3 separate regions of the Homo sapiens genome follow, and all the other regions are linked to region 1. A link is a contact called in ENCODE Hi-C or POLR2A ChIA-PET data. All regions are on one chromosome and are shown on one strand. The core of a region is the stretch at or near the end of the contact, and the rest is flanking DNA. Distances in the headings are between cores, read along the strand shown.

Evidence for each region. Hi-C counts contacts between places; a loop is a spot of excess contacts on that map. ChIA-PET counts read pairs that join two places held with the same protein, here RNA polymerase II (POLR2A). Pooled maps may share reads with other maps.
Region 2: a map of CD4-positive, alpha-beta memory T cell shows a loop between it and region 1 (3-fold over the local background). The contact joins two enhancer-like sites. A Hi-C loop is called at or near these places in 1 of 168 maps with a recorded cell type or tissue (CD4-positive, alpha-beta memory T cell) and 5 of 50 pooled maps. POLR2A ChIA-PET finds 5 or more read pairs at or near these places in 1 of 52 experiments (Panc1).
Region 3: a pooled map shows a loop between it and region 1 (4-fold over the local background). The contact joins the promoter of MGAT5 here to the enhancer-like site in region 1. A Hi-C loop is called at or near these places in 1 of 168 maps with a recorded cell type or tissue (CD8-positive, alpha-beta T cell) and 5 of 50 pooled maps. POLR2A ChIA-PET finds 5 or more read pairs at or near these places in 1 of 52 experiments (activated CD4-positive, alpha-beta T cell).

Annotation. Positions count from the first base shown.
Region 1 is chr2:134,668,363-134,672,633 of GRCh38, forward strand. The region is part of intron 2 of TMEM163 (transmembrane protein 163); the gene reads right to left. Among named protein-coding and RNA genes, the nearest start is that of TMEM163, 49 kb to the right of the region's middle. Within about 2 kb of position 2,154, at least 9 of the 41 ENCODE cell types and tissues checked have a DNase peak (open chromatin) inside an H3K27ac peak, as active enhancers do; they include CD8-positive, alpha-beta T cell, where a contact is called at or near this core.
Region 2 is chr2:134,217,061-134,221,331 of GRCh38, forward strand. It overlaps a transcript of MGAT5 not described here. Among named protein-coding and RNA genes, the nearest start is that of MGAT5, 35 kb to the right of the region's middle. RefSeq lists a silencer at 916-985 and an enhancer at 1,890-1,959. Within about 2 kb of position 2,376, at least 11 of the 41 ENCODE cell types and tissues checked have a DNase peak (open chromatin) inside an H3K27ac peak, as active enhancers do.
Region 3 is chr2:134,252,301-134,256,571 of GRCh38, forward strand. It overlaps MGAT5 (alpha-1,6-mannosylglycoprotein 6-beta-N-acetylglucosaminyltransferase), which reads left to right and starts at 1,772. Exons shown (of 16, transcript NM_002410.5): 1 at 1,772-2,344. The coding sequence starts at 2,104.

The sequences.
Region 1 (4,271 bases), core at 904-3,403:
GGGTCAACAGAGTCCCATCTCTTGGCTTATTGATGGGCATTAACATTCTTCCAAACACTCAGACCTCAAATTCAAGTTCCTGAACCCAGAGAGCCAGTCCTCACTTTTAGGGGTCTTTACTGCCATTTCTTTTCCTCTTCCACTAGGCTTAGAGAACACAGAGATTGTAAAAAAATGGGTTTTCTGCAGGAGGCAGAGGTTGCAGTGAGCTGAGACCGTGCCATTGCACTCCAGGCTGGGTGACAAGAGGGAAACTCCGTCTCAAAAAAAAAAAAAAGAAAAGAAAAGAAAAATGGGTTTTCTGGTGCCCTTTCTCCTCTCCACCCCATAACATGGGTGAATACATAGTAAGCACATAGTTAACTGAATATATCTTAAATAAATGTCTGATCCTCTAAGAACCGAGTCACACACACACAAAAAAAATCTACGAAGGGGACTAAGCATACATGTATATATATATTTGCAGGCAAGATGGGCCTGTGTTCACACTTGGAAGGCCAAACCTTGCCCAGTGCGGTCATTTCTCCACTTCAGTTGCTGAACAACTACAGCATTTCCTAAAGGAGCTCTCACACCGAGAGACTCACTGGCTCACAGCCTCCAGCATGAGCTACATGAAAGAGACCACCGCCAAGGAGTGACTCAAACAAGAAGCCAGGGCGCCCCGTGGCCACATCCTCACTGCAGAGGCATCTGTGAGAGCAGAGCCTGGGGCTGCTCCCCCTCACTTCCAAAGAACAGGAGGGGCCATGGGGACTCAATGAAAAGTCCTTTGATCACGACCAGGATATGCTGGCACTATAAGGACCAAAGTCCCTCACCACAGCAAATACGAACCCTCTTGATACCCACTCATGTGTTCCTGAGCTTCTGTTTCCCCTGGAGATTCCCTCCTACTTTGGGCACGAGGTCCCTTCCTCGGTCACAAGGTACCGAGTCTCTCCAGTCCTAGTTCTATCCTTCATCACACAGAAAAGAAGAATCAACAGTCAAGAGCCCAGCTACCTCTACATCCTTTACTTTTTGCTTTCAATTCTGATCATCTCCAGATGGAAGACACAAATCAGATCCCTAGTACAGATTCTCTAACACCCTCATTCCAAAGCTCATCAGTTATAACAAGTTAATTCCAACCAAGTTCCCCATCCTGGGGCGCAGCAGATTGTTTTTCTGAAGATGGCTATGCCAATGTGGTTCCCATTCCATGTGCATCTCTCTCAGTGTGACCCTGACATTCCGTCACTGACAGTGGGTCTGGTTTCCCTTCCCTTGAACCTGGGCAGACCTCTGCAACTTCTTTGACCAAGAGAGAATGTGGCAAAAGTGATGCAGCACACCTCCTGAGGCTGGGTCACACAAGGCAAATCGGCTTCCACCTGGTTGGCTCTTGGGACATGTGCCTTTAGAGCCCAGAGCCATCACTGAAGACGTCTGGCAACTGCAAGGCCACCATGCTAGAGGGATGAGGTGGAAAGACTACGAGAAGAGAGATGGACAAACAGCCCCATCTGTTCCAGCCCCCGGTTGTTCAAGGGTTCCCTGACCAGGCACCATGTGAGGAAGAAGCCTGTGAGATGACCCTAGCCCCAGCAACCCTCCAACTGTAACCCCATGAGGGACCCTGGGCCAGAACCACCCAGATGAGGGGCTCCCAAACTCCTGCCCCACCGAAACCATAAGCAATAAAGAGCGATTACTGCTGTTTTAGGCCACTGTGTTTTGGGATGATTTTCTGTGCAGCCACAGTGACTGAAACATGGGAACTTTAGTAGACGTGGCTCCTTCTCTCAAAATAGCAATTTACCTCCTCCAGGGTAGGTTTAGAACATCTTGTCAGTGTTTAATTTCACAACTCTACTTCCTAGTAGAGTAAATGGCACCTTTAAAAAAAAAAGTAAGAGTTTAATTTTTTACTTCAAGCTCTTAAGAATTTCACAATACCTCTTTCAAGGTCACTCTGGAGACCTCGCAGCATCTCACACAGGAGTTGGGCAGTCGCCATGGCTAGAAGTGCATGGCCTCCTGTGCTTCCAAAGGGCAGACCCCACGTGGGGGAACACTGGCAGGGCTGGGCAAGATTTGGGCTTCTCCCCTCCCTCTCCAGCAATCTTGCCCTGATACTACCCTTCCTCTACCACAACAGCCACGCCTACAGAGCAGGCTTCTGAAAAACCACAATCAGGCACACTTGTCAATACATAAAAGCAAAACAGCACTGGTGACGTTCATCAAATTCACTGAGAGCTGCTGGAATACCATGGCTGTGGGCAACAGCAGCAAATGACACAGAAAGGTGCATTAATGAGCTCAGGCAAGAGGAAAGAAGGCATGTCATGGGACCCCAGAGCTTCGATTTCAGAAAACCAAAGACTTGGCCTTTTAACTGAGTTTGGCTGGAATCTGAGATCACCTGCTCCCCATTTGTAACTGGAAACCTTTCCATAAAGAGCCAATTACTTGACATTAAAGTCCCCGATTTTAAAGGACTTTGAAACCAACACCACATAAGTGCTTGCATAAACAAAATGTCAGCTTGTGATATTCTGGCTCATGTCTTTTCTTTCAAGCACTGCCCCGTTCTTCCTATCAGCTGCTGGGTCTTCACAGGACTCTAGGAACTCAATCCCTGCCCTGTGGAAGGCTTGCCCTCTGCACCCCAGGTTGCTCTCAAAGGACCCCCTCTGGGAACGATGTCTGTGTCCCTGTCCAGCCGTGTCAGCAGCCCAGTGATTGGGACTGGGGACTGCTTCTCCTTTCCTCACCAGCAGTGAGCTGGCCCTCAGCAAAGACTAAGAGCAAATAAGGCAAAGACTGGCACCTGGCCCGTAGTTCTCAGGCTCCCAAAGGCTGTGAGTCCTGCCGTGTGGCAGAATCCTCACTACTAGTGGTGCCAGTTCAGCAGGCCCTGAGATTCTAAGCTGACTCTCAGGAGCACAGACACCCCTGCAGCAAGGAGACCCACCCCTCCCCAACTCCTGGCTCCTGTAGTCCAGGATCACTTGCTACTTCTCCCCAAACCATTTCAGATCCAGCCACAGATGACCATGGCGCTGCCCTCCCTCTCCCATGTCTGGCCACTCTGTCTCCAGCCTGGCTCTACAGGAACACTGACCTCCCTGGGTTCAAGCCCGAAACAAACTCCTCTGCACATGGCTGCTGCTGCATGGTGCTGCAGCCCCCAGGGATGCCACAGCTCTCTGCTCCTTGCTGACAATACCTCCACCACCCTCTTCTGGGATCCCTTTCTTCCCACCACTGGCTATGAAATGCCATTGTTAACCTCCTCCACATTCCCCACCCCCTGGAAAGACAGTGGTCACAGAATAGAAAGAACACAGGAACTGGGGTTGACGAGCATGAATATGGGCCACAGCCCCACCCCTGAGGGGCTTGACACAGGCTTTAGAGCCACACCCAGCCATCTGAGTCCAAATCCTAGCTCCACCCCTCTCTAGCTGTGACTTAGGACAAACTTCTCAACCTCTCTGGAACTTGGCTGACTCATCTGTAAAATGGGATGATAAAAGCAACTCTTATAGGGCTACTGTGAGGATGAACTAAGCTAATAAATGTAAAGTGCTCAGAGCCTAGCCTGGCATGGTGAATGTTCATATATGTTATCTATAATTATTATTCATTATTATCATCACCCTCATGTCAGTGACAGTTCATCCACCACCCCTCATCAGACTGATGCAATGATAAGATGGTATTTGGATTATAAAAAGTGTCCTATAAATTATAAAAGTAACAAAAAGTGTATTAGCTGTTGCTATTTCTGCCTCAAAACCTCCTAAGTCCTGCCCATTTTAAGGGTTTAGCTTTACTGAAGAAGAACAGAGTGGAGACATTAAATAAGAATAAAAATATGGAAAGTTCATGAATTTCTGTACCTCTGGACTCTAGAAATGGCTATGACCACATACTATATACTACTTACCTCCATTTGAATGTCCCACAGGCTCTATGATATGCATAGGTACAAAACCAAATTTATGTATTTACTGCCTTTGAGTGGAGGGAAAATTGGAGGCAGACCAACACGTGCCTATGTGAGCTCATACACAGGGTCTCACTCTGTTGCCCAGTCTAAAGTGCAGTAATAAGATTCACTGAAGTGATCCTCTCACCTTAGCCTCCCCAGTAGCTGGGACCACAGCCACACCTGCCTGGCTAATTTTATTTTTTTTTTGTAGAGACAGTGTATCACTCTGTTGCCCAGGCTGATCTCAGACTCTTGGACTAAAGCGATCCTCCCACTTCAGCCT
Region 2 (4,271 bases), core at 1,126-3,625, 450 kb before region 1:
CAGGAGGCTGGCAGGATCCTTAGGGGCCCCATGTTGACCATACCTAGCATGGTGTTGGGTAAAAATTTGTTAAATGAAATGTGGTTTTTGGGTATGATTTTCATAACTTACGCTATTGCTGGTATTGCAAATGTGACTTGAGCAGAAGGGATGAGTGGGGTCTGAGGGAGAGAGAGTGGTGTGTGTGTGTGTGTGTGTGTGTGTGTGTGTAAAATATACCAAATGTGTTTTTGTAGCTGAAAGGAAGGAAATACATCTTTTTTGAGCACTTACAAGGGTCTGGGCTGTGCCAAACCTTTGGACTTTCATGTTAAATTAACTCATTCAATCTTATTTGAGTTTTCATTGTATGTATGTGAAACTGAGGCTCACGGGGCTTAATCTGCTAGACCAGAGTTACCTGAGAAAGCAGGTGTGGGTAGCTGAGAACTGAACTTGAAAGCCACCGTCAAGAGGAAATACATCATGGAAAGACACTGCATTGGCTGCCAGTGCAGCAATTAACCTCAGTAGGAACATTCATTAAAGTCCTTCATTTAAGAAGTATGATTGACTTTGGGTGATTTCCCAAATAGATGGCTGTAAATAAGGTTGGTTTTGTTACCTGGGCTTTTTCATTTTAGAAGACAAGCCCTGGGGCTCACCTCCTGCTGTGGATTTCTGACTTACAGTTAGAAAAAATAAGACTGGGCTCTTATTTGGTCCTCTTCTGAGAGAAAAGGACTGTTTAGTTCCACCAGATGAGTCCCTGAGGGCAGAAGACCATGTCTTTTGTATGCTAGATGTGAGTACAGTACTAGATGTTTAAAGATGTTCTTATGCCTTGCCCTTTCCTTAAAGGATTTGACATCTTCACCAAAAATTGAGATTCTTTGAGAGCTGGTTCATGTGACAGATGATGTACATAGGGGGAGAATAAGACAGGTGATTAATAAACACTGCTGTTACTATTACTGGCTGGCAGAAGGTGTCAGTGGAAATGAGAAGCAGGTTCTTGGTCCTACTCTTCCACTTTCCTTTTCAAGAAAGCTTAAGTGAGTCACAGTGGTATAGATGAGGGTGATGATGAATCTACACTAACTTAATCACTTGCAAAATTCAGAAATACTTTGTGCAAATGCCCCCACAGCAGATCTTGATGTATCTCGACTTGTTGCAACACCATGTTTAAGAACTGTGGTTCTCAGTCTGACACAGAACAAAGACTCATAACCCCAGCCTCCTAGGAACTTCACTATCATAAATTAGGCTGTTCATTAATTCAACGTATCAGTTAACTGTTACCACATGACACCCTGTCCCAAAACTTAATGGCTTAAAACAGTAAGCCTTCATTGGTGTTCACTAGTCTGTGGGTGAGTTGGGTCGTTCTTTTAGTCTTAGCTGGGTTCACTACTGATGCAGGGGGCAGGGTGAGGGGTCAGGCTGCTGGTCTCAGCTGGGCTTTCTTATGTATTTGAGGGGTAGGCTGGCTGGATCTGGTCTAGGATGGGTTCCACGGGGCTCCCTTCCACATGGTCTGCCGTCCTGTGGCAGGCTAGCCCAGGCCATCTGCTTGGTTCTAAGAAGGAAGTAGAAGCATGCAGTACCTTTGGAGGCCCAGGTTGGGACCTGGTGTACTGTGACTTCTGCATTTTATCAGCCAAAGCAAGGTGCAAGACTAGCCCAGATTCAAAGGGTAAGGATATAGACTTGTTGATGGGAGTTGCTGTTGAGTCTTATTGCAAGGGGAATGGGATACAGGGAGACTCTTAATTGGGACTATTCATTCGATTAGCCTGCCACATCCTTTCTTTTATTCATTGATTCTGTTATACTTCACGTGGTTCCTTAAGCAATGCTTCATTCTGTTGTTCCATTCTTTACTAATTAAAACTTCTTAAAGGCTGTGTATCATTTACTGTCCATAGTCTCTGGGAAAGCCACAGAGATGAGTAAGATCCCAGTCCTACTTTGCAGAAGTTGATAAGCAAAGGGCCAGGGGAGATGGACATGTCAGTGGCCAGTAATTAGAGAATTTGAGGAAGCCCAGGGAGGTGTGAGTGCGGTGGAGTGGGCTGGGAACCCAGAGGAAGTAGCAGCGAGCCACCTGTCGGGGTGCAGCGGCTTCATCAAGGAGGAGCTCAGTCACCCAGGAGCAGGAAATGGCTGAGCGAGAAAGCAAGAAGAGAGCACATGTGGCAGGTGCAGAGGGGCCCAAGGTGGGCAACAAGGCTTGTGTAGCTGCTTCTGCAGTGCACAGTTTACTGTAGGGGTGGGAGTGGCAGGAGACAAGGCTGGAAAAGCCCACCTGGGCCAGGTGGGAAAACCTGCTGTGAGAGCTAAGGGGCTCAGATGTTTTTGATGGCTAAGAAGGAAGTTAACAGGATTCTTCTCTCTCCCATGCCGGTGACTCATCTACTTTAACGAACAGACAGTTCAATTATTGCACCCTAATGCTTTTTCCTCACCAGAATGAGGAAGCCGGGATAGTATAGTTGTGTGAATTCCAAACTGTCCTGAGGTGCCCCGGAGTGCCACAGCAAAGTCACAAGGCTGGCATGGGATATTTTAAAACTTTGAGGAAACACAGAGAGACATCTGTCAGGCACCACTTAACCATCACTACTAAGTTGTTGGGACCTAACTACTCAGTAAATGGAGCTTTTATGAGTTCTTTTAGGAGATCCTGAAAAAATTACGGAATCACAAAAACACAGTAAAGTGGGAGTGTTTGAATTTGGGAACTTCTGGTGAAGTTGTTAGGAGTATTGGTTTCAAATCTTGTTCCTGCCTCCTGTCCCTTGAGCGAGAGAGTTACTTTCTTGAACTTTCTTGACCTGTTTCCTCTGTGAAGTGGAGATGGCACTACTCCCTTACTTGGTTGAGTTATTGAGAGGAACAACTGAATTCATAGGAGTAAAGGAATTTAAATGGAGCTTGGCACAGCATAAATACTAATATTAGCATTATTAAGTAATGCCACAGTACCTGGGCTGTTGCAAGTTCATTATCTTGTGAAGGCAGCAAATGCATGACATACGTACCCCTGTTCTTGGAAGGAGGACCAGCAGAGTAGTTGAGGAGGCTCAGAATGGTAAGTAGGACTTTATATTCTGCATGAAATTACAGTGTAATAGTGTTGCATAGCTGTATGCTCTTCGATGGAAAACTAGTTCTTCGCCAGCCTCTCATTTCAGGAGACTGCATTTCCAAATGCAGCTCTAGTTTCAGAGTAGTGTCCTTGGGCACATTCACTCCGTTTTTCTTTCCCATGTATCCCCCACCCCGACCAAATGAAATGACCTGTCTCTGCCATAAATGGCTCAGATAAAAGGCACACAAGATGGTGTCTCTGCCTTGTTTCCTGCACTAATGGAAAGGAGCAGGATGGCCCAATAATAGTTGTTGGGGTTGGTGGGGGGATGTCTCCCGCCAGTGCCAGGAAATCTGCTCCACACACCAGGAAGGCTTCAGTCTGTAATTAAGAGCTGATTTGTGATGGCTTAGCCAGCCCATTGTGCCCCATCTACATTTGGTCTCCTCTCTGTTTTCCTTAAGAGGGCCTCAGATTACACTGGGTTAGATTTTCTGTCCTTAGTGCGTATGTGTATGTGTATGCACGCTGCTGCTGTTTTTTGCTTTCTGTAGCAGGGATCAGCCTTCTCCCCTCCTCACCCTCCTCTTTCCTTTGCTCTAGTCTGTGTGCTCGCTCTTGTCCAGGGAACTTCCTTTTTTATCTTCACGTATGTTACTGACTCCTCACTCTGACTTATAGCAGGCAGTTAGCTGTGGCCTCATTGCTCATTCTGATGGTGTTCTTTTTGGATTCTGCCAAATCTCTTTCGCATTTGTTTTTCACCTCAGTACTCCACGCTGTCAGCAGTTCAGCAAGCCCTTTCCAAGCTAATTTTCCCCCATTTACTTTTTAATTAGTTTTCTTCTCCTGCTTCTCCACCCCCTTGTCCTGCAGTTTTTTGTGGATAACAGTTGAGAGCCCCACTCTTTCTTATGTGATTTTTAAGAAAATGTGGGTGTTGACAAAAAGAGTCAAACTCTGTAAAATATTTGAAGAGATTTATTCCGAGCCAAGTATGAGTGACCATGGCCCGTGACACAGCCCTCGGGAGGTCCTGAGAACATGTGCCGAAGGTGGTTGGGGTACAGCTTGGTTTTATGTATTTTAGGAAGGCAGGAGACATCAATCAAATACATTTAAGGAATGCATTGGTTTGGTTTAGAAAGGCAGGACAACTCAGAGTGGGGACTTCCAGGCTATAGGTAAATTTAAA
Region 3 (4,271 bases), core at 522-3,021, 420 kb before region 1:
CAGGGTTTATGGTAATGAGCAGACCAGCAGGTACGTAGTGGGAGAGGGGTGTGATGGGGCAGAGGAACTTACGTTATGATAGTACAAGACAGAGGTTGAGCCTCATTTTAATAGGCATTGTGGTGGGTGTTGAATAGTGATGGAATGTATGGGTCTGGAATCAGGCTGCCTGGTCAAGGGCTCTGAAACATGAGTGTGCATCAGAATCACCTCGAGGCTTGTTAAAGGATAGGCTGTGGACCACATCTCCTCAGTTGCTGATTCAGTGGGTGTGGGTGGGGCCTGAGAATTCACATTTCTCACTGGTGATGCTGCTGTTACTGAGTTTGGGACCACATTTGGAGAACCACTGGTCTAGAATTGAGAGGTTGGCAAACCTTCTCTGTTAAGAGGTAGATAGTAAATATTTTAGGCCTTCTGGGCTACAAAGAGTATCTGTTACATATTTTTTATTGCTTTTCATGACCCATTAAGCATATATATATCATTCTCTGCCATATACAAACAGGCTGTTGGGGGAGTGAGGATGATGTAGGGAAGGTGGGGCATGGTTTAATAACCCCTGGGCCATGCCTAGATGATCAGTCCTCTGCCACATAGCTGGCTGACCTTTGCCAAGTTAATCACCTTTTACCTTTATTTTCTCATGTTTCTAATAAAACAGAGACGATAATATTCATACTTCTTACCATATAGAACTTCTGAGGATTCAGTGAGCAAAGCCACAAAAGATGGTATGTCACAATATCTGGGATATAGCTAGAATTTATAATTTATTTTTACTCTGTTGATAGGCAATGGGAAAACAGTAAGAGGCAGACCAACAGTGATCCAGGGCTCTGAAAGCTAATTGCTTCAAGATCCTGCTACCATTTTCTTTTGGGCCGCTTGCAAAGAAGAATCCTTTGACTGAAGCATGTATGTACACTCTGAAGTACAGCCTGGGTTAGTCTCTTATAAGGGATCGGATCATTGCTCAGCCTCTCCCTTGAGTGGCACTTAGAAAATGGCGCTATTCGTAAGCTGACTGGTATTGGGCCCAGGACTCTGGCTGAAGGGGTGGGCATGCTGGTAACCATTTGCAACCTATGCTCAGGTCCTACTTGTTGGGAAGCCCTGATTGAGAAGAGTGGCCTGGTCTGTGCTGGCATTAGATAGGATCTGGCTGCATTAATATTGAAACTACTCTGCCTTTTAATGTCTCATTTTGCCTCATGGTGGGAGTGAAAGTGAGAACCACAGAAAATCTGCCTGCCAGGTGTTCCACATTTCTTGTGCTACAGCATGCAAGTGAGCAGTGAGGTGTACCTTTTCCTCATGTAGCTGGGAAAGCAATACCCCTGCTTGTACCTCTGGCATATCTTCTCTGTGCTGGTGCACCTAGAGAGGTTGCCTGGTGGCCCTGAGAGAGCCATCTCATCACTAAACACTGATGGTGAAAGCTGGCCATGCTCAAATAAGATGTAGCAATCTACCTCTTCTTTGTCTAGTTACCCCCAAGGGGGCATCCACTTTCTTGCTCACCTCACCAGTTGCATGTTCTAGTCCTTGCCAGAAGCACATAATAATGACTTTGTAAGCTTAAGTTACAGGCACACAAAAGGGCCTGATGGTGATATGACTCCACCCTCCCCGTTTTTGCTGACATTCCGCCAAATATCCTTCTGTCTCCTCCCCACCTTGCAAAACAAACTTCCTGTTTTGAATTTGGTCCAGGCTGGAACAGCCCCACTACACCTGTTAACACACGCAGACGCACACTTCCCCCTTCATAATTGCTTAGCTTCTTGTTGCCTAGCCAGATTTCCCCTCAGCTTACAGTTCCTGAATCATAAGATATTGAACCAGCAAATTTAAGAGTTGACATTTTACTTAGAGGTATTCAAGTGAAAACATGGCTTCTGGTTTATTTTGCTGTATTGTGCCATGACCACTTGGCTAATTCTTCTCCTCCTTCACAGCAGAATGGAAGTGAGGAAAGGCAACCAGCTGACACAGGAGCCAGAGTGAGACCAGCAGACTCTCACACTCAACCTACACCATGAATTTGTGTCTATCTTCTACGCGTTAAGAGCCAAGGACAGGTGAAGTTGCCAGAGAGCAATGGCTCTCTTCACTCCGTGGAAGTTGTCCTCTCAGAAGCTGGGCTTTTTCCTGGTGACTTTTGGCTTCATTTGGGGTATGATGCTTCTGCACTTTACCATCCAGCAGCGAACTCAGCCTGAAAGCAGCTCCATGCTGCGCGAGCAGATCCTGGACCTCAGCAAAAGGTACATCAAGGCACTGGCAGAAGAAAACAGGAATGTGGTGGATGGGCCATACGCTGGAGTCATGACAGCTTATGGTAAGCACTGTTTCTGGGACCTCTCCATTAAAGTGTGCCTTGGCCTTGAAATGGCCCTAGAAGCTCCCAGATATGGTCTTGTCATGGACTGAATGTCCTTTGCCACTGCCTTCATAAGCAGTGAATTGCACACAGAGAGGCATCTTTAGGAAATTAAAGCAATGCCATTTTGGGGGTTCTGAGCTGGTGTATGCAGACACACTTTCCCCTGGAGTCAGTGGGTTAGTATAGTTAGGGCTCTATTGGTTGTGTTTGCAGCTAGCTCCTTCTCCCTGAACACATTTCAGGAACCATGTGATCTCATGTGGGAGTGAGTTCAGGGAATGCTGAAAAATATTCTCATCTTTCCCTAAACAAAACTTAATTAAGGCTGGTGGGGGTGAGGTGAAGAGGATGGGGAGGAATGTTCTATGGAAGCCAGTAAACTTAGAGCCAATTGTGTTCCTCCCTCCAGCCAATAAATATGACACTGGCACTTGCATGCTGGTGAGTTTTAACCTTTGGCTTCTTGAGGTTATGTTGCTCTTCTTCTTGCCCTTGTCTCTAACTGCCCTCACTTTGAAAGGAATCTTTGTGTACTTGTTGCTTTTTCTTTAAAGAATTTTTTTCAGAATTCTTTTTGAAATCAGAAAGAGTAAAAAAATACACATATGGGATGTAACTTATTTTTCTTTTATGTTTAATATAGAAAAAGTTGGAAGCTGTAGACAAGCAAAAAAAGAAAAAAATTACACATAAGTCTACTACTCCAGGCAATAACCACAATTAACATTTCAGTGTGTATTTTTCTGATACTTTGCATACACACACAAATATATATATACATATATATACATATATACATATATATACACATATATACACATATATATATACACACACATATATATATACATACACATACACACACAAATACTTGGAAAAAAATTGCAAATGGAATTTAGATCATGCTGTGTTTTGCAGAGCAGACTTGGTCTGTAGAAGATGACCTGTTGTTGAGTGACAAGAGTCTGATCATTGAATTGAGGTTTCAGTGGTCTCACTGAAGTGGTCTCCCTGATAGTATAGATGAGATGCAAGAATGGGGTTAGGTGAGGTGGAGAAAGTGGAGTTGTGTTTTGTGACCCACTCAAGGAAGGTGCCCTGAAGTATGCCGATTTCAAATCGTGATTCCCAAAAATGTGCAGCAACAGTTCAGTTCAGTGCAGGTTGAGTTCAGACACAGGAAATCATACTCAGTTATACATGTGCTTCTTTCTTTCCAAAAGGGGAAAAAAACTTGTTTTTAAAAAAGTATGTAAAATTTTATACACACGTATGTGTATGTGTGTGTGTGTATGTGTATATATTAGAAGATGCTTACTTCTGAGGAACATTTTAGAAATTCTTTTCTAGTTCTTACTATGTAAATAATCACACTCTGCATTTAATCTGTTAAAAGTGTCTGTAGGCATTGGCTTTTAATATATCTAAAAAAATGGTACCTTTTTTGAACTGATGGATTTAAAAAATGAGATTCCACTGTGGGAGCTTACACTGAAAAGTAACTAGGTAGTTTTTCCTAGAGTTGCATTTTAAAATTGCTCATTGACTCACATTTGTGTAACATTTCCAGAGTAGTTTAGATAAACCAACAGAAAATAAAGCTGATTGTCACCATTAGTGTTACCAATGTATATGACACAGCAGGTAACACAGGTGCAGTTTTAAAGTTTCTGGTTGTATGCATTTCATGTTACAGCTTTGAAGGGAAAGAGTTACAGCTCAGTGGTAATTTTCTCTTGTTTCTCTCAGTCTGTCAAACCTTTTCCATGGGCAAGAAGAAGCCCCACAAATAGCAAATTTATAGGCTTTAAATTTCTGCAGTTGTTTTGGCTGTTTGTATTTCTTGTGTATTGATGAAAATCTCATAGGGAAGGCTTCCCCA